Linked DNA regions of Mus musculus: region 2 is linked to region 1. The links are chromatin loops, found by intact Hi-C in ENCODE. Cell type or tissue: left cerebral cortex. All regions are shown on one strand. Links, peaks and the distances in the headings refer to the core of each region. The heading gives the core; the rest is flanking DNA. Region 1 overlaps Spock1 (sparc/osteonectin, cwcv and kazal-like domains proteoglycan 1). Region 2 holds the start of 1700072F12Rik (a long non-coding RNA gene).

Region 1 (16,520 bases), core at 4,318-12,317:
ACAAGTCAAAACAGCTATGGTTACCTATACAAGACCTGTGTGAGATCAAGCCAGTTACAAAACCCAGCATGGATGGTGATTGGTGGAGGCCAGGGACACTGCTAAGCCTCTCATAAAACAGAGGGAAAACATGAGTCAGATTTGTTCAATCTAGTATGCCAGGAATGTCCAAGCTGACACCCCCTAGCCTCAGAGAATAGGTGTTCTTCATTCTGTGTAAGTCATGACTGACTGGGCATTGCTAAGGTAGCAGGAAAGATAGAACAGGTAGAGTCTGACCTCAACGGCTATGGGAAGTGGTCTGCCTCTGCGCTGTCTCCCAGTGTGAGCTGTGCAAATCTGCATCCTGTAGATAGATGGGCTGTTTCTCCTCCCCTCCACTTTGACCCTCTTTCCCAAGCATGTCAGACAAGAGAATGAAAAATCATAGCCTCACCTGGGGAAAATGACATGCTAGCCAGACAGCCACCTGTACCCCACACAAGAGCGCCCAATGAGACAAGCCAGCAACACACCCCCATAAGTGACAAACTCCGAAGCTCCCTGCCTCTTGTTAATCTCATGTTCATGAAAAACTTAATTGAGACTGATATTTTACTTCTTCTTTGTGCCTCAGAGTCACTGAGACTTGCACTCGAGTGTTTTTGGAATGTGTGTTTTACCTTATTTATATCTATCCATGTCCTTTTTCAACATACATGTGGAATCAATTTTTAATAGAAAAAAATTAAACATTAAGTTATTGTGAACGATAGTCAAAGACAAGTAGAAAAACAATGTAAAACAAAAAGGCAGGGTCAATATTCTTAATATATAAAGAGCTATCTCAAATCAATAAGAAAACCATTAAGAATATAATTGAAAAATCGACAGTGGATAGGGCCAAGTGCTCTAAAGCAAGAAGAATTATAAATGGCTAGTAAACACGGACATTAAAAAAGTGATTGACTTCAGTAGTAATTACAAATGGGAATGGATATAATAATAAAATAATTCAGTACACTATTAAAGTTAGCAGACAGTAAAATATAATGGCTATACACATACTGTGAGTCCAAATAATGTAACCCTCTTGAAAATCAAATTCCACTTCCAGTCATTTATGAAGCAAAAGTTCGTTTCTAATTATGATATCGATTATATTGTTTGCAGGAAGTTCACACTCCAAATATAGAAGAACAAATTTAACCGATGATTTCAACATCTAGGGAGGAATTTGAGTCTCTTATTGTGCTTCCTCATGATTCTCGAGGCCTGTGCACAAGAGGACACATTACAGTGTGTGCTAAGAGTAGTGTCTCACTCTCCAAACTCAGGACTCATGAGCTTGCTCCTAGCTGGTGTCCCTTCTGAAATTAAGGTAATCGTGTTTTTGTACTGCTATAGAGATGCATTTGTACAGTACAACCTTACTATTATCCGTCTATATTTCAACTCCTCTGGTCTCTTCCCTGCCACACAGGAGATCATCAGTATGTTCCAATATTTCCCGAAACTACAGTCAGAGTGGCTGGGAAAAAGAGGAGGCAGTTACAGAACCAGATACCGTGCTTGACAAGCTCTCATTATAGGGACTTCCATGGGACACACTTCCAGACAGAAGGCAGGGGGCCGGCAGAGAATTAACATACAGAGAGTTAACAGCAGTCTAACAAAGGGTTAAAAAGTAAAGAGAGTCATCAAAGGAAAACACCAAGTCCCAATCTCTACTTAGCAAGGAGCCTTGTGGGTAGAAACCTCAGGCTCACAGCCACACGGCCAAACCTAGTTATAATTCAAGTGATTACAGGATGAAAAACTTGGAATTAGATGAACAGGAATTAGAATAAGATAATCAGACATGAGTAAAGGGGACAAGAAGAGGACTTGCAGGGAAAATGAAGGCAAATAAGAAGCAGAAACTACTCATCAAAGAGTAGAATTCTGAGAAACGTGGGGTGAGTGTTTAGTTAAAATGATGATTGTGGAAAACAGACAGCAAGGTCTAGTTATTTGCTATCAATGGATAAACTAGAGAAAGCAAAGGGATGAAGATTAAAACTCCAAGCACATGCTAAGAGAGTTGCTATGGCTACGCCAAGAGAACATCACACTTTCAGCATCAGGATTCCTAATAATTAAAATCTCAATCGAGATGCAAATAAGGTGAAAAATAAGAGGCGGGTGAGTGTTTAGTTAAAATGATGATTGTGGAAAACAGACAGCAAGGTCTAGTTATTTGCTATCAATGGATAAACTAGAGAAAGCAAAGGGATGAAGATTAAAACTCCAAGCACATGCTAAGAGAGTTGCTATGGCTACGCCAAGAGAACATCACACTTTCAGCATCAGGATTCCTAATAATTAAAATCTCAATCGAGATGCAAATAAGGTGAAAAATAAGAGGCCGGCACCACAGCTAAGCATTTCTCAACCCTGCGCCCTGACAAAGGTCAGCCCAGGAAGCCACACACTTAAGTAAAATGTCATAGAGCCTGGAGAGGAAAACGGACTGAGGGTGACCTATGACCTGGACTTAGGGAAGACGTTTCAACTCACAGAGACTGAAATGTGGCAGGGTAAAACTAACAAATTCTGTATGCCAAATGATAACTTAACCAGAACAGGAGTCACCAGCAGGGAGAGTGGACAGTGCCGATGAAGGCTTCCTACAAGTGAATGAGGAAAAGGTAGATCAATACATGAACCGATGAGCACGTTGGCCAAAAGTTTAGTAAACAAAACAACAACAACAACAACAAACAAAGAACAAACAAATAAAATATTCCCAACCAAAACAACAAACAAACAAAACAAAACAAAAAAGAACAAACAAAAAACAAAGAACAAACAAACAAAACCCCCAGCAAATATAAGAAAAGATGCTCATAGCACCACAGGGTCCAAAACGAGGTGACAAGTTTCATTTCAAAACTAACATTAGAATGATAACAGGGTTCAAAGACAGACAACCAAAATATAAGTGAGAGGAGAATGAGAAACCACCATAACTTTTATGTGTTAGCATAGAAGACAAAAAACAAAATCACTGTTGGCCATGATTCACCAGCATGCCCACAGTTCCAATGCTAAGAATGTGTCATGTCCTAACACAAGTCTGCATGTGTGCATTAGGGGAGATGGGAGAATTCTGACATGTTAGCTCTTTAGGAAAGGAGAGGGAAATTCACTAGAAACAGTCTGTGTGACGATTTCAATCTTGACTCTGCTCTAACGGTGAACGTGACTGAGATCCATCTGCATGTAATTATGCGTGCAAGTCTTGGGACAGCCTCTCTGAGAGAAAGATAGATATAGTGTAGCTCCAACCATGGAAATGGTCTAGCACACAAAAGCTAAACGTGATTCCAGAGGGGTGAAAGCACACATCACACTATAAGGAAAATTAACGCATCAATAAACAAGCAAGTCAGGATAATGGCTGCCATAAAGCAGGAGACAGCAAATGTGGTTGGGAAGACAAAACCAGCTTCAAAGCTCATGGCCATCCTTTTATGCTGCTGGAGTTCTTTATACTGTTACTGTCTGACCCTTATACAAGTTTCACAAGTTAAGAAAAGAAGGGGCCAGTTCCATGGCTCAGCAGGTAAAGGGGCTTGCCGCCAAGCCGGGTAACCTATTCCTGGGACCCACATGGTGGAAGGGAAGAGCAGACTCCTGCAGGAATCCTCCTCCCCTATCCTGTCAAATGTCTGCCTCACCCCCCTCCCATTCCCCACTTCCACAAATTAATTAATTAAAATGTAATAAAATAAAGGTAGCTGTTCTTTGTGAAATAACAATCCTAGCAATGTAAAAATAATACATAGTCTAAAATGTTTATTCATTAGGTAGGTCTGGCTATGACCGTTCACGGGTGTGGCTAGGGTGAGGGAATATCTGACTATCAACTACGAAAGTCTTAAAGCAGAATGCAAGCAAGCTATAACCATTGTGCCCGTGCCCAATATCTCTGGAATTAGCCTAAACTGCTCAGGGTTTTCATGGGACAAAGAAAAAAAATGTCTTCTGTTGATTGATACTGCTCAAGATGCAGAATTGTTTTTTGTTCTATGCCAGATGTCCCAAGAAGGGAACAGCTGATCTCTGTAACAACAGAAATGCTTCATGCAGATGTGTCAGCTCCAGAAACAAAATCATTCTTGGAAAAACTGCCAGCTAGCCCTGTAAACATTCTCTTCCCTGTAGTATGACCTTTCTGCACCTTGCCTGGGGTTGAGTCTCTTTCCTTTCCATGAGTTTGGACAGGGATCTGTGGTAGGAGATGTGATATTCTGTGATTTGGGGTCTAGATATTTAAAGGGGTCTACCTCTATCCTCTTCTCGGATTCCAGCTGTCAAGCTGTGAGAAATCTCTGGAGGGATCATAAGTAGGTACTCCAGTCAACAACAGCCCTAGCTGACATACTAGCTGACCACTAGGATCAACGCCAAACCCATACCTAAGAAGGATTTCAATGACACTTTAGCTACCATCTGACTGTGCCTACCTATAGGACCCCAGAGGCAACCTACAAAGCAAATCCTTGCCAGGCCCACAGTGGGAGGTAACAACACGAAATGTCATCATGGTGTGACTGGGATGGTCTGTTACACTGTACTAAATATATAGTATGGCAACTTTGACCCTGCTTATAGCAACTAAAGCAAAGACAACATACAATGTCAGGCTCCTATCAGACACTCTGTATGTAAGTGCAGTCCCAATAGTACTAACAAGCTATGGCTTGTCAACTACTGTGAACTTGCGGTTCTTTAAGGGAAACATGGTGAGTTACTGTCGCCTGCTTTTCAGACATTGGATATGTCGCTTGAAAGTCCTCTTGCTCATTGTCTGCTGGAAGTGACACATAGTATTAGATCCATGTCATAGTCTGTGTTGCTAGGCCAACATCTGGCTGGCCGGGTTCTCTCCAGGTCCCCTCATGAGACCCAGGTAGGATTGGGCAAGCACATGCTCCCTGAGAGCAGCTCACTGTGGCTGTAGCTCTCTTGCATTAGGGGGCGAGAGGGAGGGGGAATTGGCATCATCTTTCCTTTCAGGCTTTTCTCTTTTCCTCAACCCTTAAAATTATTTCTGCTCCATGGCAGCAAAACCTGACCAGCAGGAGGCCAGCAGTGCAGGCTGGGGCTGAGAGCAGAGCTTAAAGTGCAGAACTATGTCCAACTCCAGGCTCTGCCTCTTACCAGCATGTGACCCAGGCAGCAGGCTGTCCCTTAGGCCTTAGCTCCTCCCCTTAGGAGTGAAATGAATGCCCAACTCCCAGGGCTGCTATGCGTATTGGGTTAATGTGCTGACATATATCATTCTTAGAATCTTGCTGGACCCAGAAAGCCTTCCTAAGCATGGTGAAGGCCTGGTCAATAGGTTAAATGGAGGGCAGGGACTCATCTGAGTGATGGGAAAAGACGATATCGATAGAAACAGAAGGACCTGCTTAGTGGTCAGCAGTCTGCATGCCTCTATAGGGTCAGTCTATAAAACGATGCGGGTTGTTGTTGCCGGCTACTAGGGAGAGATTTGAAGGCAGGGCAAGGCAGACTAACTCTTGCTGTAGTTTTAGAAGCCTGCAATCCAAAAGTCATGTTCCAAAAGGATTTGGATGCAAGTGACTCATAAACCAGACCACAGCTAAAAGGCAGCATCTATAAGATGATTATCTGATCGAAGTATTCAAGGGGCATCCTTTCGTCCTGCAGCATGGCCTGCAGACGCGTTCAATACCCTCCTGTCACAGGGGGAAATCTGCCAATATTCTGTCACCCTAAGTGGTACAAAGGTCCTACCCTTTAACCTGTCTGCTCTCACGGGAACGGACGAACATGGAGTCCGCTGAGCTTTCTTTATGAGCATTTCCAGAGACACTGAGTGTCTTTAGCAATCAATGAATCGATGGCACACGGGAGATAAAGGTGGTAAACTGCCTGAACCTATGCAGTGAAGCTGGACCTAATTAGCAATTGTCAATGCAGTAGTGCTTGCTAACTCAGTCCCTTTTTGCTAGTTCATAAAGTCTATAGAAATTTGTTTGTTTGTTTGTTTGTTTTTCAGTCAGGGGTGCAACCTGGTAGCTTCATGAAGTCACTTGACATGAATAGGGCTGCTTCTCTCTGAAATTAAAATGCCAATGAGCTCTCTGAATGACAAGGAAGGGAACTTTGGCTTTTTCAACAGCAAAACTGGGCTGTGGTAGGCACCACTACCCTGATAAGGTTAGCTCAGAATGAGCTAGTGCGGCCGAGGGTGACAGGTGTAATTAAAATTATGTTCAGCTGCTGATCTGCTAGGCAGATAAATCCCATAAGCTCTAAATTGCATCAGTTTGCTGAAAAAAAAAAAGAAGTTACAACTGACTGCTCATTTCTTGTTAAATACGACACTGATTTAAAACTAGGATCTGAGAACGTCGGTGCGATTAGTGAAGGTTTCCTGGCTTTTGGAATAAAAGAGGCATCAACTTTTGGATCATCACAGTGCTCAAGGGCCCAGGCAGAACAGGGGACAAAGCACCCTCCTCACTCTCCACACCACTGCCCAGCAGTTTGGACACTTAATGGTGAGAAGTCTTTTCCGGTTGCGGAGCACAGTCCCAAGCCACGGAGACATTAAATACACATGACAAATAGGAGAGCCAGGAAGCAGGCAGCACACAAGGCAACTAACTGGCTAGCCACTGAGTTCATGATCGGTCACACTCCTCTACTGGGCCTTGAGATAAGACTAGGGGCAACTCCCACTGGCCTCAGCAATTCCCCTGGTGGGCAATTATCCCAAGAACTGAAATCAGAATCCAAACCATGACAGCCTTCTCATGATCGATGCTGTCCAATCTCCACCAGGTAGCAGCCTACGGTGTCCACTGAAGGATGGATACAAAATATGTGGTCTCTGCACAGCAGGATACTATTCAACTTTTAAAAGCGGGGACCTTCTGCCATGTAGCCACAACACGGGCAAACCTCAGTGACATGGCGCTGTGTGACATAAACCGTAAGCTAGAAATAGAACTGGGATATGATCCCACTTTTAGGAAGTTATCCAAAAATATTTAAATGATCATAGGACATAGCAGTGGCTTTCCAGGTGCTGAGGGAAGGAGAGAAAGCGGTAACATTAAATTATAGTAGGGCAGGGGGCTAGAGAGATGGCTCAGTGGTGAAGAGCACTGGCTGCTCTTCCAGAAAACCCAGGTTTAGTTCCCAGTCCCCACCACGGAAGCTCACAACCATCCAATCCAGTTCCAGAGGATCAGGTGCCCTCTCCTGATCTCCGTGGGATCCTGCATATGCGGGGGTGCGTTTGGTGCACATAAACTCAAGCAGGTGCACACTTATACAATAATAAATAAATAAACCTTTATATTCGAGCAAGATAACTAAGCTTTAAAGATCTGTCACAGAGCATCCTAATTCTCATAATTAGACATATTGCACAGTTTATGTGCAAAGGTATCATATTATTATAAAAAATTTGTTGAGAATAGTGTTCTACACACACACTACTGGAGACATCCCAAGTGAGATTAATGTCTGCAAAGGTCACAGAAAGCTTGACAACCATGGGGCATAAGAACCCTGTGCTTCTACGCTTAAACCACCTGCGACACACGGCCACCTCTGCTTACATCTCTCCCTCCCTCTGAATTAATTCATTCGATATTTAATCAACAGATATCCCATAGCCATCTGTTCTACCCTAAGGACTGTTAAATTTACAGAGTGGTAAAGAAAACAACAGAATCTGTCCTTAAAGACAAAGAGGAACAGAGATGAACCTCTCAAATAGGAACCCTCAAACAGGAGTGGCCTACACTAGAGGGCGCTGAGAGACATTGCCCGATCTGTTCTACTGAGGAAGAAACTGCATTTCAGAGAGGTTAGCATTGGCTGGTGACAGAGCCAAGGCTTCCATCGCATGTCTTACTCCAAGCCTGTAGCACTTCTTTCCCTTCCCTGGTGCCCTCCTGACTGGAGAAGGCATTCGCTAGGGAAGGGAGCTGGGGATGCGGTTCCCTGCAGGGAACTCAATGGCCAAGGAAACTTAACTCAAATGAGGGAGGTAAGACTTTGTTTAGTTTTATTTGTCCATATGGCTAAGGCCATAGCACTCAGATTAATTGGTCAAATGTTATTCTAGATGCTTCTGCAAAGGGTTTAGGTTAGATTAACATCTAAATTAATCTATTACATAAAGATTACCTTCCATAAATAGGTAGGTCTTAGCTAATCGGTTTAAAGCCTTTTGTGACTAGGGTGGTGGGTGGGGGTGCCTGCTAACTGACTCCCCTGAGGAAGGTCCACCTTCAGAATAATGTTGGATGTTTGTTCAGCCACAGGTGGCCTCCAGGCATTAGCCTGGACAACCTCTGGAGCCATTTCCCCAACCCCTCCCTCCCCTTTCCACTCCTTCTGATTTCCTCTTTCCCATTAATGCCTAGTTCTCTGGGGAGCCCTCACCAGCAGGACTATACTCCTATACTGAATTATAAAGCCAGACCCACGTGGCCCAGAGTCTACAGGACATCCAGCAGGTCTTAGTCTATCCGTAGCTGCCTCTTGGTAGTCTGTGTAGACTTCTGAGAGTCCTGGGAAACAAAGGGGAGTGACCAGACAGATGGGCCTGTGCACTGTTTAAACAGTAGATTATCTGTTCTTTCACTGCATAGAAGTTTACTGAGTGGATGTTGTACATCTGACTCTATATCAGAGTCTAGGCCCTGCCTGGCACACAGTGGGCATTCAATAAATATCTATTGGATGTATTGGATGAATAAAATCTTCACTCTAAAAAAAATGAAACCCCTATTCCCTTTCATGATTGCCGCATCTTCTGGGAAACCCAGCCCTTGTCACTAGATTTGGATCATGGGTGAGGATAGCTGAAGCGCTGGGAACCTACATCATGTAGGTGAGATTCTCTTCCCTCAAACTCTTTCTATCTCCTGAACTTGAACCTTTCGTTAAAAGATAAGCATCACACCCTGAACCTTCTCCTACTGAGAGAGCTAAGGGAGGCATAAGGATTGAGAGTTCCAGGCCAGACTCGTCTGCAGAGGGAGAACCTGTCTCAAGAAACTAAAACACCCATGGAGTCTGCATTTTCTTTTCTCTGTGCTCCATCTGCACTTCTCAAATGCTTGATAGTTAATATTTCATCATTTTTATCTGGGAAACTACATAAGTCACACTAAACTAAAGTGACAGTAACCTCTTGGACCCATGTAGGATGCTCTATCACTCCACACAGTTGCCCTGATGTGGACAGAGAAGCAAGGTGTCCAGAGCTCTACACGAGCTGATCCTGGGGACCAGATCATACACCCCAGACCCCGACTTCCACCCTGATGCAGCTGCCCCTGCTCACATCTGGGTGTCACGACTTTCTTTTATAGCTTCTACATAAACTGGACATCCCATGATCTTCGCTGGGGGAGCACAGCAGACATGGAATTCAGCGAATGAATGTATTTAAGCCATTGCCCTGGATGTGAATCCACCCCACTGGGTAGGCATAGCAGCTGCTTGTTATGTTTTTAATTCTAATTCTTCCTGGAGAGTTTCTCAAAAATAATATTATAATATGCCATAGTAATAAGGAACTTGTTTCCCAAGCATTTTCCCCATGAACCCTGAAGGTGCATTCAGTTACAACAAGAAGGGCTGCGCTCTGCCTCTTACTTTGTTGTGATTCCATTTAAGGCATTCCCTGTGGTAAACATGTAACTGCAGCCCCCACTGTGGACGCTCTGTAATTCCAGACCTTATTTATTTGGAAAGAGAAGACCGCACTTGGGAGGCTAATATCAAGTTCACAAAACCCACATTTTATTAAAGAGAGAGAGAACCTTTCTTTTGTGATATTGAAAGCTAAGAAGGTTATGTCAATGACAGTAGAAAGGACAATTAACAAACATAGAGAGGGTAGGCTGGCTCTTGTGAACTCTCAGAGGAGAGTTCAGAACGTATCCGGACACTCTGTTGTACTCTTCAGCAAAGGGAACTATTACTAGTTTCAGCTTTCACCTCTTTCGACACCCTGAAGACTCTGGAACTACGTGGCGCGTGGTTGAACCCCATAAACATTTGCTGAGCAGAAGAGGATAAACAAGAAAGACCCTGACCGCTTTAAAAGCAAACGTTCCTGATACCGGTGTGAGAGGTGCTTTGTCTGAGCATGCTCACCCATCTTCTGTTGGTTTTTGTTTGCTTGAACGCAGCCCTCACAACTGACCAGACATGAAATTTCCCTGTGGTTTCAATTTGTATTTGAGAACTAATCTGACTGACCATTAAAAAAAAAAAACAAGACCTATATTATATTTTATATGTATGAGGTTCCATTCACATGCATGTCTGTGTGTGTGCCTTGTGCCCATGGAGGCCCAAAGAAGGTATCAGATCCCCTGAAGTGAACCTGCTATGTAGGTAGTGGGAATCAAACTCAGATCCTCTGCAAGATCAGTGAGTGTTCTTAGCCATTGAGCTATTTCTGCAGGCCCAGCATTTTTAAATATATAAACTTCCTGGGCATTTGTACTACTTCTTTTGAGAAATGACTGTTTATAAAGTTACACAACTCATCTTTCAGAAATTATTTAAAATTTTTTTCATATATGTAATTTTTAAAATTAATATATGTATTAATGTAAACATAAAAATTAAGCGTCAAGGCTCCCCAAAAGCAAAACACTTTAGATGGCTTTACTTCAATTATAAAACAGGATCCACAGATGCGAGGTAACAAACACGTGAAGAATGGATGCTAAGCAACCATCAGGGCAGCTCCCTCTCACAGCCAATGGGAACAAACCCAGAGGTTCACAGCCAGACACTGAGCAGAGACCTTGAAATACTCAGCCCTTACCGATGACTCTCAAACCCCAGTCATCTCCATCAAGTCCCAAGTCAGATCTCCGAGAACCCACAAAGAGTGTAGGAGCCAGAGGACAGGGAGGACCAAGAAAACAAGACCCTCTACATCAATGGAATAAACGTCTCATGAACTCACAGAGACTGAAGCAGCACACGCGGGGCCTCTGTGTATGTGTTATGGCTTCCAGCTGAGCATTTTCAGGGCAGTCCTGGGTGTGAGAATGAGTGGGTCTCTGGTTCTTGGGTCTTCTTTTGAGATCTTTTCCTTTTGCTGGCTTGCCTTGTCCAACTTCAATGTGATGGGTTTTGTTTTACCTTACTATGTTTTATTCCATTATGTTTGGTTATCTACTAGGACCCTGCTCTTTTCCGATGAGAGACAAAAATGGAATGGATCCTGATTGAGGGTGAGGGGGTAGGATAGATGGTGAGGAACTGGGAGGAGTAAGGGTCAGGGAGGGGAAACTGTAATCAGAATATATTGTATGGGAGAAGAGTCTAAATTTCAATAAAATGGAATGAATGAATAAATAAATAAATGATAAATAGAATGAGTGCAAGGTATCATGTGATGGTTTGTAAATGCTCTGCCCAGGGAGTGGCACTGTTAGAACGTATGGCCCTGCTGGAGTAGGAGTGACCTTCTTGGAGTAGGTATGGCCTTGTTGGAGTAGATGTGGCCTTGTTGAAGTAGATGTGGCCTGGTTGGAGTGGGTATGGCCTGGTTGAAGTAGATGTGTCACTGTGGGTGTAGGCTTTAAGACCCTAATCCTAGCTGCCTAGAAGTCAGCATCCTGCTAGCAGCCCTCAGGTAAAAATGTAGAACTCTCAGCTCCTCCTGTACCATGCCTGCCTGGATGCTGTCATGTTCCTGCTTTGATGATAATGGACTGAACCTCTGAACCTGTAAGCCAGCCCCAATTAAATGCTGTCCTTATAGGAGCTGCCTTGGTCATGGTGTCTGGTCACAGCAGTAAAACCCTAACTAAGACACACTTAGAGGGAAAAGGATGGTTGACTTTGATCTTGTCAAGGGCTTCCGGTGGGAAGGAACGTCGCATCTGAGGTTGAAAATGTGTGTAGTGTCAAAAAAGCCGAGGGGAAGGCAAGGCTGGAGCTCCTGGTGAAGAGACACCATCCTAAGTGTGAAAGATGGGGTAGCTTGAGTGTCAGGACATGAAACCTTAGAGGTCAGCCCATGCCAGTCCTTATATTTCGACAAATGCACAGCAGGTAAATGCACTGGCTGTGACCATTTATGAGTTGTGTTCCTCCTTCAGCCGGAAGGAGGCTGTCTCAGACACCTATGCTTAAGCTAGCACATAGTAGGTCTCTGCCACAAAGGAATATGGAGGGACATAAGGATTTTTAAAATGAGGTGGAGAATATGGTAAGGTGCAGTGGTTTGAATAAAAATGCCCCCCATTCATTAGGCTCACCCAGAGTGGCACTATTGGGAGGAGGGGCCTTGTTAAAGTAGGTGTGGCCTTATGGGAGGAAATGTGTCACCGGGACTGGGCTTTGAGACTTCTAATGCTCAGGCTAACTAATTGTCACTGTCTTCCTGCTGCCTGCAGATCCAGCAGTAGAACTCTCGGTTACCTTTCTAGAACATGTCTGCCTGCCTGCTGCCATGCTTCCTGCCGGGATGATAATGGACTGACCCACTGAACTCTAAGCCATCCCCAATTCAATGTTGTCCTTTGTAAGGATTGCCGTGATTACCGTGTCTTGTCACAGCAACAAAACCCCAACTAAGACAGAACTTGGTGGGGTATTGGTGTGATAAACTGGATCATACTTTTGTTTGTAGAAATACAGAATGCCTTGAGACTTTTTGCTAGAAAAGCAATTGGACACTTTATGTGGGACTTAACGGGCCATCCTAGAAATAGTATGGAAGACAGTGGTGCTGAGGGCGTTTGAACTGAGGGGACCTAGATCAAGTGGTTTCAGAGAAGAAGAGTATTCTCATGTGGCCTACAGACTGTTCTTGGTAAAAAGCACGGCTGCTTTCTGCCCGTGTCCAAAAATCTGCCTGAAACTAATTGAAGAGTTATGGATTGACAGCTTTGGCAGAGGGCACTTCAAAACAACCTAGCATTGGCTGTGTTTCTTGGTTATTAGCGGCCAGTGTTATGCAACTCTGTAACGAGAAGGAGCAAGCCGAGCCAGGAAAGACACATAATGTACAGTTTGAGGAGAAAACGAGCACCAGGAAAAGGTTTAAAGAAAACCCTGATGCTCAACTGAATAAAGGGAGCCGTGGCCTCAGAGCAAGACCCAGCCAGCCACGCTTCCAATCTGTGAAAAGGAATGGAAGAAAAGCTTAGGGCCAGGCATGGTGGCATACACCTTTCATCCTGGCACTCTGAAGGCAGAGGATAGCGGATCTCTGAGTTCAAGGCCAGTCTGATCTACAGAGTGAGTTCCAGGACAGCCAAGCTTAGATAGTGAAGGAGACCATCAAAAACCAGAAAGCTGATGAAAGTGTATTTGAACAGGGGGCCATGGTCCAGCTCCAGCAAGCAGTAGAACTTGGCAGCTTTGACCATGTAGTTCTGGCTTTAGAGTCAAGGATACAGGAGATGGGTTATGGTATCTCCCTTTGTGACTAAGGGAAGCCACTGAGGCCAGGTGTGGGGGCAGGGGTGTCCTTGCATGGAGGCCTAGAGAGGCCGTTGTGAAGCTGTGAAGGTGAAGCCTGGGTTACCTTGGAGACCCCAAAATGTTGGAGATGCCAGAGCCATGGGTAACCAGCTAAGGAAACCAAGGGAAGTTGCTGACAGGGAGTGGAGCCAAGACATGAGAAAGAAGTGTGTTGCAAGCTGAAAGGAGTTAGAGATGTGAAGAGCCCTGTAACATCAGACGTGGAGATGCAGAGTTTGGAGTCTGCCCAGCTGGTTTTCCGTCTTGCTTTGATCCAGTGTTTCCTCACTCTCCTCCCTTTCCTCCTGTTTGCAATGGTGATTATATCCCGTGTCTCTGTACGTAGGAAGTATGTGATCTGCCCTTTCATTTTGATTGTACAGGTGGTTACAGTTAAGAGTCTGTGTGTGGCCGGGTGTGGTGGCGCACGCCTTTAATCCCAGCACTCGGGAGGCAGAGGCAGGTGGATTTCTGAGTTCGAGACCAGCCTGGTCTACAAAGTGAGTTCCAGGACAGCCAGAGCTATAAAGAGAAACCCTGTCTCGAAAAACCAAAAAAAAAAAAAAAAAAAAAAAAAAAAAAAAAAAAAAAGAGTCTGTGTGTGTGGGTCACAGGAGACTTTGAACTTGGGGCTTTTCAATGCTGTTCAGACCATGATAGACTATAAGGACTTTTGAAATTGTGCTGAATGTTTTCGGCGTTATGATCTGGTTACAAGCCTGAGGGAGCCAGGGAGTGGAATGTGGTGGTTTGAATATGACAGTCATTGGGAACTAGGGCCTTGTAGGAGTTGGTGCAGCGGTGTAGTCTTATTGGAGAAACTATGTCACTGGGGGTGGGATTTGAGGTTTCATAAGCTCAAACCAGCCCCAGGGTCACCTCTCTTCCCGTTGCCTGCCTATTCAGATATAGAGCTCTCAGCTACCTCTCCAGCATCATGTCTGCCTGTGTGCTGCCATGCTTCCCACATGACAGTAATGGATGGAACCTCTGACACTGTAAGCCAGCCCCAGTTAAATGTTTTCCTTTATAAGCACTGCAGTGATCATGACGTCTCTTCACAGCAATGAAACCCTAACTAAGACACGAGGGTGCATGATCTCCATCAGGACGGATACCATTGACGAGTCCTTAGCAGGGACAAACCCAGAATGGACATTTCAACAAATGACTTCAATGAGTGCCCTTAAGGTGACTCAAGAAGTGGTACTCACTGTGGCAGGGCGACCAGTCCCCGTGAGTAGCTGGCTATTGGTGTGGATCCATTAGCCCATGCAGATGGCACCTAGGGCTTAGGACTCCAGCAGGAAATACCATGCTGATGTGAAAATGGCTTAGCCCTGAGCCTTGGTTTATCATCCAGTGGAAGGGCCAGCTGCAAGCCTGGGAACTGGCATTTCCTGGCTTTTGCTTCACTTGTTTCCATAGAGAACAATGCTACTGTGGGCAAGGCAAAGGCACACTGGGAATTTCTCTCTTCTCTCTTCTTCTCCCTCCCTCTCTCTCTGTCATTTTGTACGTATTGCACATTTTCATTTTCTCTCAGTCAGGCAAGCATTCTGGCCCAGACCTGGCCCTAACAGCTACCACGGCAGGTGAAATGGCTGCATGGTTGCTCAGCTCCAAGTTCTGCATGGACTTCCTCACAGGCCTCCCCTGTTGCCACACTTCATGGGCTAAGCATTGCCATTGCATCCACCTCAGAGCTGAAAGAACTGTAGCCGGGTCAGGGAAGCTAAACGATTCATCCGGTCACAACACTAGGTAGGTAACAGTTAGAGATTAAAGGCAGGCTTGTGGTGCTCCGGAGAAGTATTAGGCTGTGTTTAGGGGAATAATCGGCCCACAAAAGCCCCGCCTGGTGATAGCTGATCAATGGCTGAGAAAGGCACTGCAGAGCTGGTGCCTCGGCCAGGGCTGGCATGGATGAGGCTGTAGTTAACAGCAGCTGCCTTCTCCAGCTGACAAAGCCGGATCGGGAGAAAAGTCAGAGAGCAGAAAGGACATGTGCCCAAGGTCCAGAGGGCCCCAGGTGCAAGCCTGCAAAGCCCTGGCAGGGGTGGGAAGGACAGACGGATGCCTGCCAGTAGTTTTCCCTCTGGGCCTGGGATTGGCACTGTCCGAGCTTTAAGTTTCCCTCCCCCAGAACCCATACTGATTCCCCATCACTGAAGCCATAAGCAACTCCTCTGGCCCTGATGTGGCAAGCATGGATCTGCCGCCGCTTGCGCGAGTTAGCACCTGAATCTAAATCAGGCCACTGTGGTGCTATTTCTGCAGGTGCCTGAGCTGTGACTTCTTCTACTGAATGAGGAGAAGGGGAAAGCACAGCTCGGAAGCATGCCACCTTAGGAACACGGTGCAGCCTGTCAGCCTGCATGGCTCCCAGCCTTAGGGCCTGTCAGTTCCCCGTGGAGAACCATTGTGGGAGGTGCAGGATGGCCCTCCTTCTAAGAAGCTAGATCCCAGGAGAGAACCCCTCCTGCAGAAAGAAGACAGGTCGGATGGAGAAAGGAGGCACACTAAGAAAAGAGTGTACACAGGGAAAGCTGTGGGGCATTAGCCATGACATGGAGGAACGGTGACCCGGGACTGGTGGCAGATGCCCTCAGGTCTGTCCTGGGTGGCTGAGCATCTTCTTAGCATGAGGTTTCTGGTCCCGGTGCCACATCCTGTGCACAGCCCTCCCTTGACACATGAATAATTTTCACTCAGCCCGAGCTGAGACTCTTCACCTCCCAGTGCCAAGACCACCACCAAATTCACCTTCCCCTAGGCTCAGCGAAAGGAAGAGTGGCCAAGCCTAGCACTCGTTTTCTTGCTGCCTGGTTGCCTCCTGTGTACCGAGCTGCAAACGAGTCCATGGGAAGCAGTTCTCCTGAATGCCTTGCAAGGACGAGACTGGAAGGCCAGCAAAGAAGGAAGGCCCTTGAGAACCTGGCAAGGGAGGTAGGAGATGGACTCTGGAAAAGTGTGGGCCCTGACAGGAGATCAGGTTG
Region 2 (16,520 bases), core at 5,355-13,354, 200 kb before region 1:
GAATAACAGGGGAAGCTAGACTTCTGGACTGAGAGAGTTCTGGGAAGAGAGCTCTGTCATTATGCAGGGCCTCTGGCTTCTTGTGCCTGAGACAGGTGCTTTTATGTCATGAGATGGGCGATAGCAGCCGCTGTTGGGAATGGGTTTCCTTTTAACGGTTCTCAAGAATTCAGTTTCTACTGCTCTGAGCTGTTTGACCCAAGCGGGACAGTGGGTATCAGAGGACACTTGAGTCAGTCATGCTAGCCAGTTTACCATATAGTTTATGTTACAGTGAATACAGCTGAAACTTTAGAAGAAATAGCCAACATAGCTCATCAAAACTGATGTCAGAAGATTTCAGGCTCTACTTAATTATATTGACCATTAAAATCTTAGTCCATGAAGTGTAAGATACTGGTAAATCATTACATTTAAAGAAGTAATAATGTCAGCACACATAGATCCTTCCTGATGATAGAAAAAGAGGAAACCTGGCCCAATTCTTCTTGTAAATCTCTAGCTTGAGGAGAATGTTGCAAAATGAGAGAAACCATAGCCCTAGTATCTTAATTCCATTGCAGAATGGACCAGCAAATGTCAGTAAACCATAGCCCTAGTAGTATCTTATGTCCATTGCAGAATGGACCAGCAAATGTCAGTAAACAGAATCTAGCAAGGTTTATGTAAATATAAATTTATGTATTATGTATTATAATACATGTTATATACGTTCATGTAATATATAGTATGTGCAGTTTATAACATTTTATATATATTATAACTACAGTGAAATAAATGTAACTTGTTTCTATTTGCTTACATTTGTTTAAATTCCCTCTCTCTCTCTCTCTCTCTCTCTCTCTCTCTCTCTCTCTCTCTTTCTCTCACTCGGTCTGTCTCTCTCTGGGTGTGTGTATATGTTTGTGTGTGTCTATCAGTCAAACAGCGGCTCAAGAATCTTGAATATTTTCAAAGTAATCAGTGTGATTTATCACATTATTATGCACAGAACAAAAAAAATCACATGATGTTTTCAAAATATAAAATTCATTCACTTAAGTTTCTCACATCTCAAAGAGAACCTTATTATTCAAATATCTAAATGTTTACATGAAATTTACTGAGAATCCTAGACTAGAAAATACAGGACGATAAAGAAGCGAAGCCATAAAGGTTTGAGAGGAAGAGATTAAAACTCTGGCATGTAGATAACATGCTGGTGAATGACTGGGTGTAAGCGACCCCATGGTGATTACAGGACGCAGGGTCGGTAGCCCACTGTTCCTTCCATTTCTACAAGCATCCCATAAATAGTTAGGCAGTCAAATGTCTTAACATACTCACAACAGCAATGCAGATATAAATTAGATAAGATTGTAATGAAAGATATATAAGACCTCTATTTAGAAAACATCACAATTCAAAGGAGTTATTTCAATTTGATTTACATACATCTATGATGCAACCTTAGAAATATATTGATTGCATACATCTTATGGAAGTTGATAAACATAAAATTTATATGAAGAGTAAAGAGCTAAATATAGCCAGAAAAGTTTAACTAAAACATGGACGTGCCTGAGTTGCAGGCCTGGACAACCGGCTCAAAACAGCAGGGGCAGTAGGAAAAGGAATAGACTCACAAGATTTAGACTCCCCCCCCCCCAACCCCGCAATTTGTGGGAAAATGAAACATAGTAACACTGAAGAAATGAGTCTTCACCAGGTGCTTCTGGGTGCTCAGTGTCTGTAGCCGGCAGGGGCATGTAAATGAGAACTTCCCTGAGAGCATCCTAATGAAAACAAATGAATCCTGTGGGATGCCCCAGGGAGAAGGCAGCCCCATTCACTGCTGGTAAGAGTGTAAATTAGTTTAGCTACTGTGGAATTGGTATGGAGATTCCTAAGAAAAAACTGAAAATAAGAACTGTCATATAACCCTTCTTTGCAACTTCTGGGTACATGCCTGAGGGATTCTGAGCCAGTATACCACAGGAACACCTGCTTATCCATGTTTATTGCACACTGTTCATAATTAGCCAGACTTTAGAGTCTGCCTAGGTGTCCATCAACATGCATGGATAAGGAAACTGATAATAAATATGTATAGATTACATGTACACATACATATCTATAATTATATATGTGTATGTATATGTGAATATGTGTACTAGAGCTTTATTCACTCATAAATAACTAGAATGAAATTATGTCATTGTTGAAAACTCTTGTAATTGGTAATCATTAAGCAAGATAAGCAAGGCTCAAAGGAACAAATACTAGGTTGGTTTTCTCTTATTTGTGGATCCTAGGGTGTTTTAGATACATAGAACCACATGTACATACACACGCACAGTACACACACAAATATACACACATATGCATAGAAACACACACAGAAACACACATACATTCACAAACATACACACACAAAACATACAAACACATACACAAATATGCACACATTCATACAAACACACACACAAACATACAAAAACATACAAACACACAAATATACACACATTCATACAAACACACACATACAAACATACACACACAAAAACATACAAACACACACAAATATACACACATTCATACAAACACACACACAAACATACACATATGCATACAAACACACACAGAAACACATACACAAACACATAGACACAAGCACACATACAAACACATACACAAACACACATATATAAGCACACACTTACACACAGCACACATAGCAAGAGAGGAGACAAGTAGAAGCAAAGGAAGAGAAGAGAAAGGGGAACTGGGGGATGCTTGGAATACAAGCCGCACTTGAAGGAGATTACTTTATGAAACCCATCACCATGCACAATGAATATATGCCAATAAAAAGAAAACATATACTTTAGATGGATTATGTATGAAACTCTCATCAAATATGTTTAAAGATTTTTAAAAATGTAATATAGCCTACCATTTAGGGATTTGGGCTCTGGAGTCAAATGCTCACATTTAAATCTCAGCATCTGACAGCCCTCCGGTGATTTAGTATTTTCAATCTGTGAAACGAGAGAAAGTAGAATAAAATATGCTCTGTAATAAAATTCTTGATAAATAGTTCTTCATTAAGATTATGGATTCCGGAGGCTGGAGAGAGGGTGCAGAAGTTAGGGAAACTTGCAGCTCTTGCAGAGGGTACAACTTTGGTCTTCACCTCCAACGCTAGGCAGCTCACCACAGCCTGGAACTCCAGCTCCAGAGACTCCAACACCCTCTTCTGGACTCTGAAGACACCGCACACGTGTGGCATGCAAATAAATAAGGCATTTAAAAAATAAAATTGTGAACTTAGGTTTGTCAAACATGCCATGGGGGTTGGGGGTGGGGTAAAATGATAAGCCATAAAGTGTGAAGAAGACATGTCTGCAGTGTGTATGAACAGTGCAGTTCTCATATCTACATCTTTAAAATTCATAAGAAAAACAACTCAGAGAAGGTAGATAAACAGTCTGAGACGGGCCTTGCTAGAGACACCTAACAGAAAGACACCCAGTGAGAACTGAAATCACAGTATGGTTCTACTTTCCCACTACCACACTTGCTGAGGTGGAAATGACTATTTTATTAAAGAGGCCAGGGGATAGAAATGTCACACACTAAAGGCAGAAGTGCACACTGGCACATCCACTTAGATAAAGTGCCTAGCACCATCTAGAACGTGTATGTGTGTATGCAGAAAAATTGAAATGTCTATACCAAAAGACGCGGAAATACATGCACCTCTCTTTATTTCTCATGAGATTAAGAAAATGTTAAAACCTTGTATGTCCTCATGGCATTTTCACACAGGAACGCCAGCTAGATGTCATGGAAATGCACATCAACAGTCACGTGCCACATCTCAAAAACAGACTATGGCATGAAAGACGTCAGACTCCAAGTGTGAGTCACGAGGCACCAGATGTGACAAGGTGCGGGCCCAGGAGAACTCATCCGTGCTCTTAGATGCTGGGATAGCAACTCTGCTTTGGAGCAGGAAGAGCAGTGTCAGGGGCTTGGGGATATGAGTTGCTGGTGGCCTGCGGTCTCTTGATCTGCGCAGTGGTTGCAGCTGCCTAACAAGACCTTCTTAGGCTGCACTTGCTTTTCCTTAAGCCATACTACGTTGCCCAGCAATGCGCATGTAACCAATAGTCATGAAACAATGTAACCGAAGGCTGGAGGTGTGGCTTAGCAGGAAACAATGTAACCAAAAGTGTTGCTTCGCAGGGAAGAGTCTTTAGCAGCGGACCTGCAGTTTCCCACAGCTCACTGGAGTTCAAAACCACCCAGAACCTCAGTTCCAGAGGATCCTATGTGCCTTTCTGACTTCTTCTGCATCCCCCATGCTTACGAAGCATATACATAAACTCAGATGCATGCATATATAAACAACGCAATCTGGGGAATTTTACTCCATAGTATAAAGATGAAGTAATTGAAGGTATACAGAAAGGTAGAAAGACTTAGCTATGAAAATGTTAAAGACGGTATCATCTGCAACAGGGAAAATGGAAAATGTCTAAGGGAGAAACAAAAGGTGGTTTAGAGGGGGCAGTAGGAAAGCAGCAGCAGTCTCCTGAAGGTGAGACTCAAGGCTCGCAAGCCCACCCTGGCCCCAGTCCCCACCAGGTCAGTGCTGACCAGCCATGATCAAGGTCAGTCTCACCTTCAGCAACCACAGGAAGCCTTGGATCTCCCAGTTCTACCCGCCCTATAGTTAAGATGAGCCAACAGCAAATCACTAGGAGATACGCAATGAGAATGTGTGTAATTACGCAGGAGGGTTATCAACTGGAGGCTCTGCCACAACAAACTGATTTCTAGACATTATTGTCTTCTGTGTAGATTCATAAGAAAGTGAACTTGACATTTTATATCTGTTTGTGTCGACATTAGACAAATGTTATTTTTGAAAATGTCTGTGAACTGGGTTTATTATTTCGTATAGACAAGGTTCACAATATTCTTGCAGAAACGGTGACGAGGGAGAAAAGGTATTGGAGACCAGCATGAATAAGATTGTTGCAAAAATTGATGCACAAAATTAACTGGAGAAACCAGAGGTCTCTGGGCTCTTCAGCCTCCGATTCCTGGTTATCCAGGCAGTGTGGGGCATGGGCTTCCTTTTGTGACATGGGCCTCGAATTAGATTAGTCATTGGTTGGCCACTCCCACAAGTTCTGTGACATCACTGCCCCAGCGCCTCTTGCAGGCAAGGCAGATGGTAGGTTTTGGCAGATTGAAAGGTTTTGTGACTGGGTTGGTGCCTTGCCTGCTAATCTGGTTTCTGAATGTTCTCCTCTAAGGACCTTGGCTAGGGTGAGAGAAACTGAAAACTGTGACCTCTAGTGGACACGGAAAGATATTTGAGTTTTCATTTCTTTATTGGGATGGTGGATGACTCCAAGAAAACAGCAGGGCAGGTAACAAACTCACAAAGATTGACAGCGGTGCACAAGACCGGCACCAGTTCAAACCAGACAAAAATCTCAGCACAGAGAATGAATGGAAATGAACCCAAAGTCCCACCCCCTCATCAAGAAGCCTTCTGCAGGTGATACAGTCTAAGGAAAATCCATTTTCTTCCATGGCGGGCATATCAACCACCCCAGGGCAGGCTCCATGCTCAGGAGCAGTTGGCTAACACAAAATAAACTCCACAGTTTTCTTGGTGTGTGTGTGGGGGGAGATGGCTTAATTTATTATATTACTGCAAACATAAAAACCGTGAAAGTAAATGTTTTGACTTGAAAAGCTACAATTAGGTAGAAATACCAAGCTACCAAATAGCATTTCTTTTAGGATTCTGATTATATTAAATAAATTTGTCAGACCATACCTGACAAAAAGAAATTCTCTTCTTCTGAGTAGTACTTAAGAGATTTTAATTTTTGCTTTTTATTGTTCTAATTTGCTGTGCTTCTGGAATAACAACACAATTAGGCATGTTTGATGACTCGGGCCTGGCGTTCTTTTAAGAGCTGGGGGCCCGGCAGTCCCTGTGATGCCTGATGTGGGGGCAGGAAGCTAATGTGCTGCTGGCTGCCTCTTCTGTGATTTGGGAACCTGGGGAGGTGGAGGAACTGCTTCCTGTCGTTTGGCCACCCTAGTCCTCTAATCAAGGAAACCTCTTGGGGCTAGGGACTGATTGGTGGCTGATACGCATATACAGTGACAACTTTTCCAAGGAAAATAATGACCCCCACTTTTTTTTTTCCAGACCAGATTCCCACAGGAAGGCTCCCACAAGCTGGGTGTTTGGGTGTCTTGTAACTGAACTGGGTGGCAGAGGAAGGGAATGTTCAAGTCACTCCCCTGTGATCATGTCAAGTAATGACAGGATATTTCCTCTGTATTTTAAATTTTATCTTCTGTATATGAGCATTTTGGCTATGTATATCTGTGCACCACCTGTGTGCCTACGGGGCCAGAGGCAGGCATTGAATTCCTTTCGGAATTTTCAGATGGTTATAAGATGCCATGTGGATGCTGGGGCTCAGATCCGGGTCCTCTGTGAGAGCACCTGGTAACCTTCACCCTTGAGCCATCTTTCCAGCCCTGACCACTGGCTGTTTCTAATTTGGGGACTGCTAATGTTGCAGCTCACATGAAGTTTGTTCTTTGGTTTTAGAGGCATCCCCAAATGGAGTAGAGTTGTGCTTCCCTGTGCTGCTGTCAGTGGGCTGTGAAGTTTGAAGATAAGCATGGCTTACCTAGGTGCTCACTGAATGGAACCTGATGCTACCGCCATCTAGCGGTCAACTTAACCTTTTGTGTGTGGGGATCATGGCATCAGAAAGCTTTGCAAAAATCTTTTAAAGAATAACCTTTGGGGGGAACTATACAGTTGATTGAAAGACATAAATCTTCACCTAGCATAAATGCACTCAAGAGTGACTATTGTTCTTTTGGAAAGTTGCTAACTGTGTGTGTATGTATGGTGGTGTCCGTGGTATGTGTGCACATGTGCATGCAAGAGTGCAGGGTCATGTTTGCGTGTGCCTGTATGGAGGTGAGAGGTCACTGTGGCACGTCTTCCTCGATCACTCATCAGGGTCTCTCAGTGATTCTGGAGCTCCAAGGCCAGCGAGTGCCAGGGCCTAGCTGTCTCTCTGGGATTGTAGATGAGAGCCACTGTGCTCGGCTTTGACATGTGTCCTGGGGATTTAAACTTAGGTCCCCTTGCTTGTTTGCCTACTAAGCCATCTCCTCCGCTGAAAATTGCCTGTAGTTTTAGATTTCTGTATTACAAAAACCTGACAAGTACGTGAGTTGTTTTGTAGAGTGGGAGCTGGGTTTCATCAGGCTGTGCTGTGTACTTATTTTAAAGGTTACGTGTAGGGGATTAGTACACACAACCTTATTTGTCAGTTAAAGATAAAAAGAGAACACTACCTCTTACTAAGTGTATATCTTGTTTGAAACTGGCTTGTTCATTTTCCAACCTTATTAGATGGGGAGTAACTGACTGAGTTCCTGTCTGGTGGCTGGTACAGTCGGATTAGAACAGGCTAACACCAGACTTCTTTTCCATTTTCCACCGACCTCTCTTCCACTTCAGCAGCCTTGTGAGTGGGACTGGCTGACCCCACTGTTGAGGCTGGGAGCATTGTAGAGTATTTCATGAATTTGTTTTGCTCGAGAGTTATGGAATGCCTGTAGTGTGTCCCAGATGTCGCTGTCAGAGTGGGTGGTTCTTAAGTGTTCATTGGTGACTCTTTGGTGTTTCTGACCTTTCCCATGGCAGTTTGTGGGGAATGAAGTCACACACAGACATTTCTGGTGTCAGCATCCTCATTTAATCATGACAGCTGCTGGCCAGTGCTTTGAGAGCTGAGCAGTGTTTGCTAGCCTCTGAGTGCTTGCCAAGGTACCTAGGACACAACCAATAATCACTAAGTGATAATAACCTGGCTCCCAGTGTGTGTTGGTGACAATCCTTATTCTCATTTTGGGCGTACATAATCAACCATTTTCTGGAGTAAGCATCCCCAAATAAAATAATACACACATTGAAAAGTTTAAAAAAAAAAAGACTTCTAAAAGATTTTAAAGTGACTTCAAACACCTTAATCTCTATCAGAAGTTTACTGAGGTAGCTTAGTCACCTCCTTGCCATCGAACATTATTTGCTTTTTTAAAATATTTTATCTAAGGTTGCAAAGATTTTTCTCCTTGTTTCCACAGGTCTCTAGTAAATTTGGCACATATGGCCTTTTCTTTCTTTCTTCCTTTCTTTCTTTCTTTCTTTCTTTCTTTCTTTCTTTCTTTCTTCCTTCCTTCCTTCCTTCCTTCCTTCCTTCCTTCCTTCCTTTCTTTCTTTCTTTCTTTCTTTCTGTTGTTGTTTGTTTTTTGTTTTTTGTTTTTGTTTTTTATTTTCGAGACAGGGTTTCTCTGGACAGCCTTGGCTGTCCTGGAACTCACTTTGTAGATCAGGCTGGCCTCGAACTCAGAAATCTGCCTGCCTCTGCCTCCCGAGTGCTGGGATTAAAGGCGTGGACCACCACACCCGGCTGACCTTTTCTTTTAACATCCTACATGTTTTGACCTAATTGGAACCCTCTAGAAACTTTGTCTTTAAGTAGCACCATTATAGATGCAACAACTTAATTTAGGTGTTTTCTCTATGTTGGGATGGTCAACTGGGATCACTTACAGCTTCCATTCTTGCTACTGAGTGCCTTTGCATTGTAGGTATGGTGTATGCATGTGTGTATACATGTGCACACTCTCGGGCATGCACAAGGAAGCCAGCAGAGGACATTGGCATCCCTTCAGTCACTTTTCACTTTGTTCTTTTGAGACAGGATTTCTCGCCAAAGAACCTATAGTCTGAGGTTTGACTCTGTGTGCTGGCCAGCAAACTCCCGTCATCCTCCTAAGTGTTTTCCCAGTGCTGGGGTACCAGGCACATGAAGCCATGCCTCGTTTTTATTTAGGAAAGATTTGAACTCAGGTCCTTGTGTTTGTTCTGCAAGCCCTCTTAGTCACTGAGTCATCCACTTAGCCTGAGAATCTTTTATATACACACCACTTACACACTTTGGTTCTCTACCTCTTAGGATAGATTCTGAAAGGATGAATGTTAGGTCAAAGGTCTGTAACCTTGTTTACAATTCTTGATATTTTCTAGCAATCCTCTCTGTACAATGTATGCCACATACACTCCCATAAGAGAATTTTAGCATTTACATGAGGAAACTCGAGCCTCTGCCAACAGCACATGTTCCAGCTGTGTTGTTACATCCAGTGCTTATAAAGGCCTCCTGGGTGAGCACAGGCATGTGATGTTTTTGGGGTCGTGTGCGTGCACATGCGCGCGCATGTGTGTGTGTGTGAGTGTATGTGCCTGTGTGTTCGTGTGTGTATGTTGTGTTGACACAACCTAATTTTAGATACCAAGTTTAGCCTTTGCATTTCTTTTGCTTAATACTTCACCTGTCTCCTTTACGTTGTCCAACCAAAAGTAGCTTCCTTCTTGATCCCCCATTTCAACAGCAACCATTGCTCCCAAGCGATTCATTTATTTCAATCTCCATATAGAGAAAACTAACATTAACAACCATTTCATTTAGTCAAAAACTAACAACAAAAAAAGCTCTCAATGAAGCTATATCTCCAAGTTGCCAGCAGGGGGCACTGTGGGCCTTACTCTACTTCAGAAACAATCAGGCACAGTCAGGTTTTGAGATGGTTCCTCTTAGGGGCAGGGGCTGTCCGCTGAAGGAATATTAAACTAGTAGCCCATGTACAGAGCGCTTTTCCAATGAGACTCATTGGGTTTCTTTCTGCATGATTTATCCACACAAGTGAACAATTGTGTTTTAAAATGAATGTGGGGCCATGATTTAAAAAGACATTGAATTGTTTTAGGTGGGTATGTTAACGTCACACTCACTCCCATGGATATAAGGCCAAATTCACATTTTCCTTTCAGAGTTTAATAGAGCCAGGAGTCGATAAAGGTCACGAAGAAGCTCTGCACGTTTGTACACTTTGTTCTGTGGGAACTGTTGATGTATGGTCACATTAGCTCAGGCAGAAGGCTTGCTTATGCTCTCTAAAGTTGCCCCTCCCTGCCTGGTCCACGGCCATAGCTTCCTTAATGATGTTCTCTGCACCACTTCAATTCCCATGCTCACCTCAGCCTCTACTGCTACTGCATCCGGGATGAATGAATGGGACTAAACCCATCTCATCCCTTTCCCGAGACGCACTCGTGGCTCCGTGTGGGAGAACAAAGGCCTTCCTTGTGTTTTGGTCCAATGCTGACCTCACAGTCGAGCCTCTCCTGGTGCTACCTGACAGGCGCCACGCCCTGCTTCCTGACACCCGCGCTGCTGCTATGGCCCAGGAGCGCTCATCTTCTGCTGCCGTGTGAGTGGCCCCTCCAAAATCTGTGCGCTGGACAAGTCTCAGGCATGAACTTTAAGAGCTGGGGCCTGGTGGGAGGTATTCAGTTCACACAGGCCGGCCCTGCCCTTGTGCGTAGATTGATACTGTTATACAAAGGGACTGGGAGAGAAAAATCCCTCCGTCCCCAGTCTTCTGTGTGATACAGTGTTACATCCCCCCCTCCCCCCGCCCGGGGGTTTGCAGCAGAAGATGCTGTGTGGAACCAGGGAGTGAGTCTACTGACACCAAGAACTTCCCAGCTTCTCAAGCTGCCACGGCAGCGCAGACTGGACAAGGTGCCCTCCCTGCAAGGTGGACTCTGAGCTCTCTGCGCTCTGCTGCTCTATTCTGCTCTCCAGGCCCCACGGAGCTCTCTGCTATACCCGTTCTTCACCGTTTCTCCGAGCTAACTTTCCCACCCTCGGAGCTAGCATGGTCTTAGTCATTCTTCAAAAGCCAATTAACAGGTCGCTTCTCACTCACACCCTCCCTAAATCTCCATGTGTGATCTACCAGAATTCTTCAAAGAAGCAGAGCCCGGAAGGAACCACAGACGCCAGCCAGTCTAAAGCTAAAGGCTTGAAAATCCGGAGACGGGTAGTGTGGAAAACAGAAGAACACAAGGCCCAGGCTATAGTTAGACAACATGGCACTGATATGGATAGGTGGGACAAATCAGCTAAATTGTGACTAGCAGTGGACAATTTGGGGCCAAGAGTCAGCACAAGTTAGCTGATACCTAATGTCTGGGGAAGCCCAAAGTACAGAGTGATTTCAAATGCTATCTAATTTTTTTTCAGACACATTCGTGTCATTCTGTATAAACATGGCCTTGAGGGCAGAGTGGGTGTGTGGCTCTAGGTCAGTGTGCCCACCTCTGTGCATCCTGTGTGCCCATCTCTCTCTCTCTCTCTCTCTCTCTCTCTCTCTCTCTTTGTCTCTCTCTCTCTCTGTGTGTGTGTGTGTGTGTGTGTGTGTGTGTGTGTGTGCTTGATTGTGTATAAGATTATGCTTGAGTGCCTGCCTAGCAGTCTTTGACAGAAGTAAATAACACACATCTGCCCACAGCTCCTCAGAATCTCTTCACCCTCTTAGCTTCCTGGGACTGTCCTCCCTGCCACCCTCCTCCCTATGATGATCCTCCCTGCCACCTTCCTCCCTGTGATGGTACTCCCTGCCACCCTCCTCCCTGTGACAGTCCTTCCTGCCTCTCTTTTCCCTATGATAATTCTCCCTGTCACCCTCCTCCCTATGATGGTCCTCCCTGCCACCCTCCTCCCTGTGATCATCCTCCACCCTCCTCTTTTTCTGGCATGGGAGTGTGGACTCACAGAGTACACTGGTGTGAGACTTTGTGTCCAGAGTCTTAGAAATCTTGTTTCTTTTTAAAAATCAATTAACATGTTGAATTGTACACATTAATGAGATTTGGTGTGATATTTACATGTGTGTAACTAGTATGCAGTGATCAAATTCAACCTTCCATTTCATACCTTTCTTCCCCCTCTGCCTTTCCTATTCTGTTAACAGTTGACATTTTTTCTTTGACCCCGGGAAGCGAAAGAGAACAGGAACCTTTCAGCCTTTCTGTGCTGGCTGAGCTACCTATTCCATGTAACATGATATGTTCTACTCCTGGCCATGGCGCTGGGGATGACTGAATTTCATTCTTTTTGACTCTGTATTTTACCTCCTCATGTGCTGGTGGCCACCCAGGCTGATTCAGCTATTACAGAGTATGGCGATAACTGTGAGTGTGTGGCTATCTCGTCGGTATGTGATTTTATAGCCTTTAAGTGTGTATCTATGAGTGGTGTAGCTGAAGCACAAACCTATTGTGATCTGTGCTAATCTATTATGGAGATCTATTACTAGTGTTTGGAAGAACTCCTATGCCACTCCCTGGAACAGCCATCCTAATTCCTATTCCCATTACTGGCCACGACATTTCCCTTTCTACACATCCTTCTTAGAATGTATCGATTTGTTATTTTTTGTAATTGCCATTTGACTTGGGGCGATGGCTAACACTAATAGATGGTTAATGCCCCTGAATCTTTTCTGTGCATTCATGGGCGGTTTGAGTTTCTTCTTTTGAGGTACATCTATTCCTGTCATCTCATTTTAAAATTAGATTACTAAGCTCTTTTCTTGCTAAACCCTGCAAATTCTCAATATTCTAGATTTTTTAACACTCTGCCAGGTTAAGAGCAGCCTAATAGCTTCCCATGCCGTGGTGGACTGTCTCGTTAGGCCATTGATCGCTGTCTTTTCAGTCCACGGCTCTTTTAGTTCCTCGTATCTGTCAGGTTTCACTTTCAGTTTTTTCCTCGAGTCCTTTTGAGGTTCTCCCTAGAGACCACAGCCTAGAGCATCTTTTATAAACGTCACACCCGTGTCTTCTTTAAATCGTTTTGGAATTTCCTGTCTGATGGTTGGGTTTTGATCCTGCTTGAGTTGACTTCATGTGGAGTGGAGAAGAGTCAAGGGCCTGTGGTCTTCACATGCATCCGGTTCGCTCGGCACCATTTCCTGAAGGCGTTGTTTTCTTCGATGTGTGTTTTTGTTTCTTTGCCGGGAAATGTCTGTGGATGTGTGGGTTTCTGCAGTCTCCGTTCTTTCTCACCTGCTCCTGTCTCTCTTTTGGTGCCTATGCCCTGTTGCTTCAATGGCTGCAACTTTGCAGTATATTCTGCAGTGAGGCCATGATGCTCCCTCCTTTTTCTCTGGGCTCAAGATTGCTTTGGCCATTTGTGATGCTTTGAATAGGTTTGGCTCACATAGATTTATGTCTTTGAATGCTTGGCCATACAGAATGGCACCACGAGGAGGCATGGCCTTATTGGAGGAGGCATGGCCTTGTTGAAGGAAGTTCGTCACTGTGACAAGCTTTGAGACCTCCTATGCTTAGGTTCCGCCCAGTGGGGGAGGGAGCCTCCTCCTGGCTGCCTGCAGAAGACAGTCTCATCTTGGCTGCTGCCTTCAGATGAAGATGTAGAACTCCTAGCTCCTCCAGCGACATGTAAGCCTGTACCCTGCCATGCTCCCCACCATGATGATAATGGACTGAACTTCTTAAACTGTAAGCCAGCTCCTATTAAATGTTGTCTTTTCTAAGAGCCATTTGTCACGGTGTCTGTTCACGGCAATGAATCCATAACTAAGACACTAATCCAGGGGTTTGTGTTTGTATTCCAATTTTAGAGTTGTTTTGTCCAGCTCTGGAAGGAATGACATTGGTACTTCGATGAGGGATTCATCGAATCTCTGAATTATTTCTGATAAATGAACATTTTTAAGCAAGATTAGTTCTTCCAATCCATGAACTTAAAAGGGTTTTCTTTCAGTTTGTGATTTCTTTGATATTTCAAGGTCCGCTTTCTAGAAGGCATTTCTTCCTTTGGTTAAGTTCATTCTTAAGCACTTTGTCCACTTCGCTAGTGGCACCACAGTGACATGGTTTCATGCTATTTTTCTTTTAAAAATATTTAGTTACTTTTATTTCTGTATATCAGCATTTTTTTTTTCCTGAGTGAGTGTGTGTGCGCTACGGGCATGCAGGAGCCTTTGGAGGTCAGAAAAGTACATGGAATCCCTTGGGGCTGGAGTTAGAAGTAGTTGTGAGCCATCATGTAGATGCTGGGCTCTGAACCCAGGTCCTCTGCAAATGCTCTCAACCATGGAGCCACCTCTCCATCCCATCTGATACTACTATGACTCTTTCCTCATAGTTACAATGGCTGTCTTGTACAGTGCAGGGCACCTAGCAGGCTTAGCTCTTACTGAGCTAAGCTGAGTTTGTAAGGTAGCTGCTTGAGTTACAAAGATGGGAGTATAGCTCTTGGAGCAGTCTAGACTCAAACTGCCACTCCTCTCAGGATGACACCCTGGGTTGTCAGGGATGGGTTGTAAGATCCTTCACCACCCCCTTGCAAGGTCTCGGATACATTGTTGCACTCATCCCTGCTGGATACATCCTTGCCTGCACTATCACCTTCAATCAGGTACCAGGCTGCACACCGCTCATGTATGCTAGACAAAAGCTGACAGACTGAACTAGTGATCAATCAGGTTTGTCATATGGAAGAAGAGAAATGGAAGACCATTGGACATAGAAGGGAAATGGGAATAGATCTGGATACCTATGCCTCTGTCAACAACTTCTGTTTCTGCCTCCAGTCGTAGAAATGATTATCACTGAAATACAATTGCCAACTTTCTATAGGCTGAATGTTTCTAAGAGAGCAATGGCTTCCGAGTGGCTGTGCCACCTTGAAGTCTGGAAAGGAAACATTGTTCATGCAGAAATCCATGGAGTCTGATACTTTGCAATGTGTGTTGTTTGCTTCAATATTAAACTCTGTATACTGACCCTGTGTTCACATATGGAACCATGGCCACTAACAGCTTTCACCACAGGAGGAATTGTGCACATGCACAAACATGGGTCCCCACCCACCTGCATTCCACATAGAGTAGAATTCCATTTTCCTGCTGATCGATGTGGCTCTTGCGTTACCATGAACCATCTGTCTCCCAAATGGCAGTTCTAGTGTTTCAAACACATCTCCAATAATCACTTCCCCTAAACACATTAGTGGGAAATGATGTAAAAAATAATTAAGCATGGCTACCCACTGCATTAGAAACTGATGATAATCTGTGTTTTATAAATTAGAGACATAGATGAAGATGCTGCTACACATGGGTCTCCTGTCTTGCTGTGGAGGAATACAGCCTGGTAAGAAAAATGTTTGAGAACTTGGTGCTGAAAAGGGAAGAAGAAAGAAGTGAATACTTTAAATAAAAGACAGAGATACTAAGGGCTGGAGAGATGGCTCAGTGGTTAAGGGCACTGACTGCTCTTCCAGAGGTCCTGAGTTCAATTCCCAGCAACCACATGGTGGCTCACAACCATCTCTGATGGGATCTGATGCCCTCTTCTGGTGTGTCTGAAGACAGCTACAGTGTACTCATATACATAAAATAAATAAATAAATAAATAAACAAACAAACAAACAAATAATAGAGATACTAATAAAACTGGGCACAGGAGATGGCTCCATGGTTAACACTTCTGACCACTCCAGTTAAGAGCCTGGGTGGTGTTCATCCATATCAAACTGCTTATAACCACCTGTAACCCCAGCTCCAGGGAATCTGAAACCACCTGGCCCCTGTGGGTACTTGCATGTACATGGTGCACATAAACTCACACAGGCAAAGCAGAGATAACATATATAGGACTATTGGGGGCTGGAGAAAGCTTGCGTTCCTCATTCAAGGCAAAACATCCATGGGATCTATCTTGTGTTCTACAGGGTTGGTGAGTAGATGTTAAATATACAAAAACCAAACCAAACCAAACCAAACCAAAACAGAAAGCCTTTAAAGATAATGAACTACAGAAAAAAGGGTCAGTAAATTCGTTTGTTACTTAATAGAATACTAAGAAACATGGTCTCCATGAAACAGAAACAGACATGCACGCATGGTTAACTAGAATAAAAAGATTACAGTCTAAGCCAGAGAGGAAGCCTGACTGATTACCCATGACCTGTGGGATAAGAGGGGAGGGCTACATCTGTGTGGGAATCACTAAAGATAGAAATTGCCAAAATTCAATTTAATGCTACAATAATATGCTTTTTAAAAAAATATATTTAATAATTAGAGGCTAGAGAAGTGATGCAGCAGCTAAGAGCACTTCCTGCTTTGCAGAGGACCTAGGCTCCATCCCCAGCACCTACATGGCAACCCTCTGTCATCCCAGTTCCAAGGGATCCAGTACCTTCTTATGGCCTCTGCAGGCACTGCACACACACGATACACAGGTGTATCTTATACATAACTTATACATACTAAACACTTATACATATAAAACAAAATAAATAATTCTGAAGAAATAATTCGAGGAGTTTAGCAAGTGTTTAAAATGGGAGTGGTAATAAATACAGGGAAAAGCAGGAAGCAGACAATTCAGTTAACATTTTTACAAGACTCCCCGATATTGAATCACATGTCGAGAATTTAACAAGAGAAAGTTCTGCAGAAACATGTTTTAATAAGAAGGGATTTTAGTGGCAAACGCAGAGGCAAGAAAACATTATATTCTCCAGTGG

What was found. Hi-C counts contacts between places; a loop is a spot of excess contacts. Peaks named below come from ENCODE experiments on the same cell type or tissue, not always from the same donor. Only the 100,000 strongest peaks of a DNase experiment are listed, where the experiment ranks them.
Region 2: a loop joins it to region 1, with 3 times the contacts of the local background. A loop is called at or near these places in 3 of 42 quality-filtered maps.

The regions. Positions count from the first base shown.
Region 1 is chr13:57,469,067-57,485,586 of GRCm38, forward strand. The region is part of intron 7 of Spock1 (sparc/osteonectin, cwcv and kazal-like domains proteoglycan 1); the gene reads right to left. Among named protein-coding and RNA genes, the nearest start is that of Gm33240, 33 kb to the left of the region's middle. In left cerebral cortex, for the core only: a CTCF peak has its summit at 7,811 (motif pointing right); a DNase peak (open chromatin) is centred at 7,829.
Region 2 is chr13:57,272,028-57,288,547 of GRCm38, forward strand. 1700072F12Rik (a long non-coding RNA gene) reads left to right here and starts at 10,336. Exons shown (of 2, transcript XR_873502.1): 1 at 10,336-10,380; 2 at 10,603-11,239. It also overlaps the pseudogene Gm48176. In left cerebral cortex, for the core only: CTCF peaks have their summits at 6,779 (motif pointing left) and 9,636 (motif pointing right); DNase peaks (open chromatin) are centred at 9,658, 10,037 and 10,865.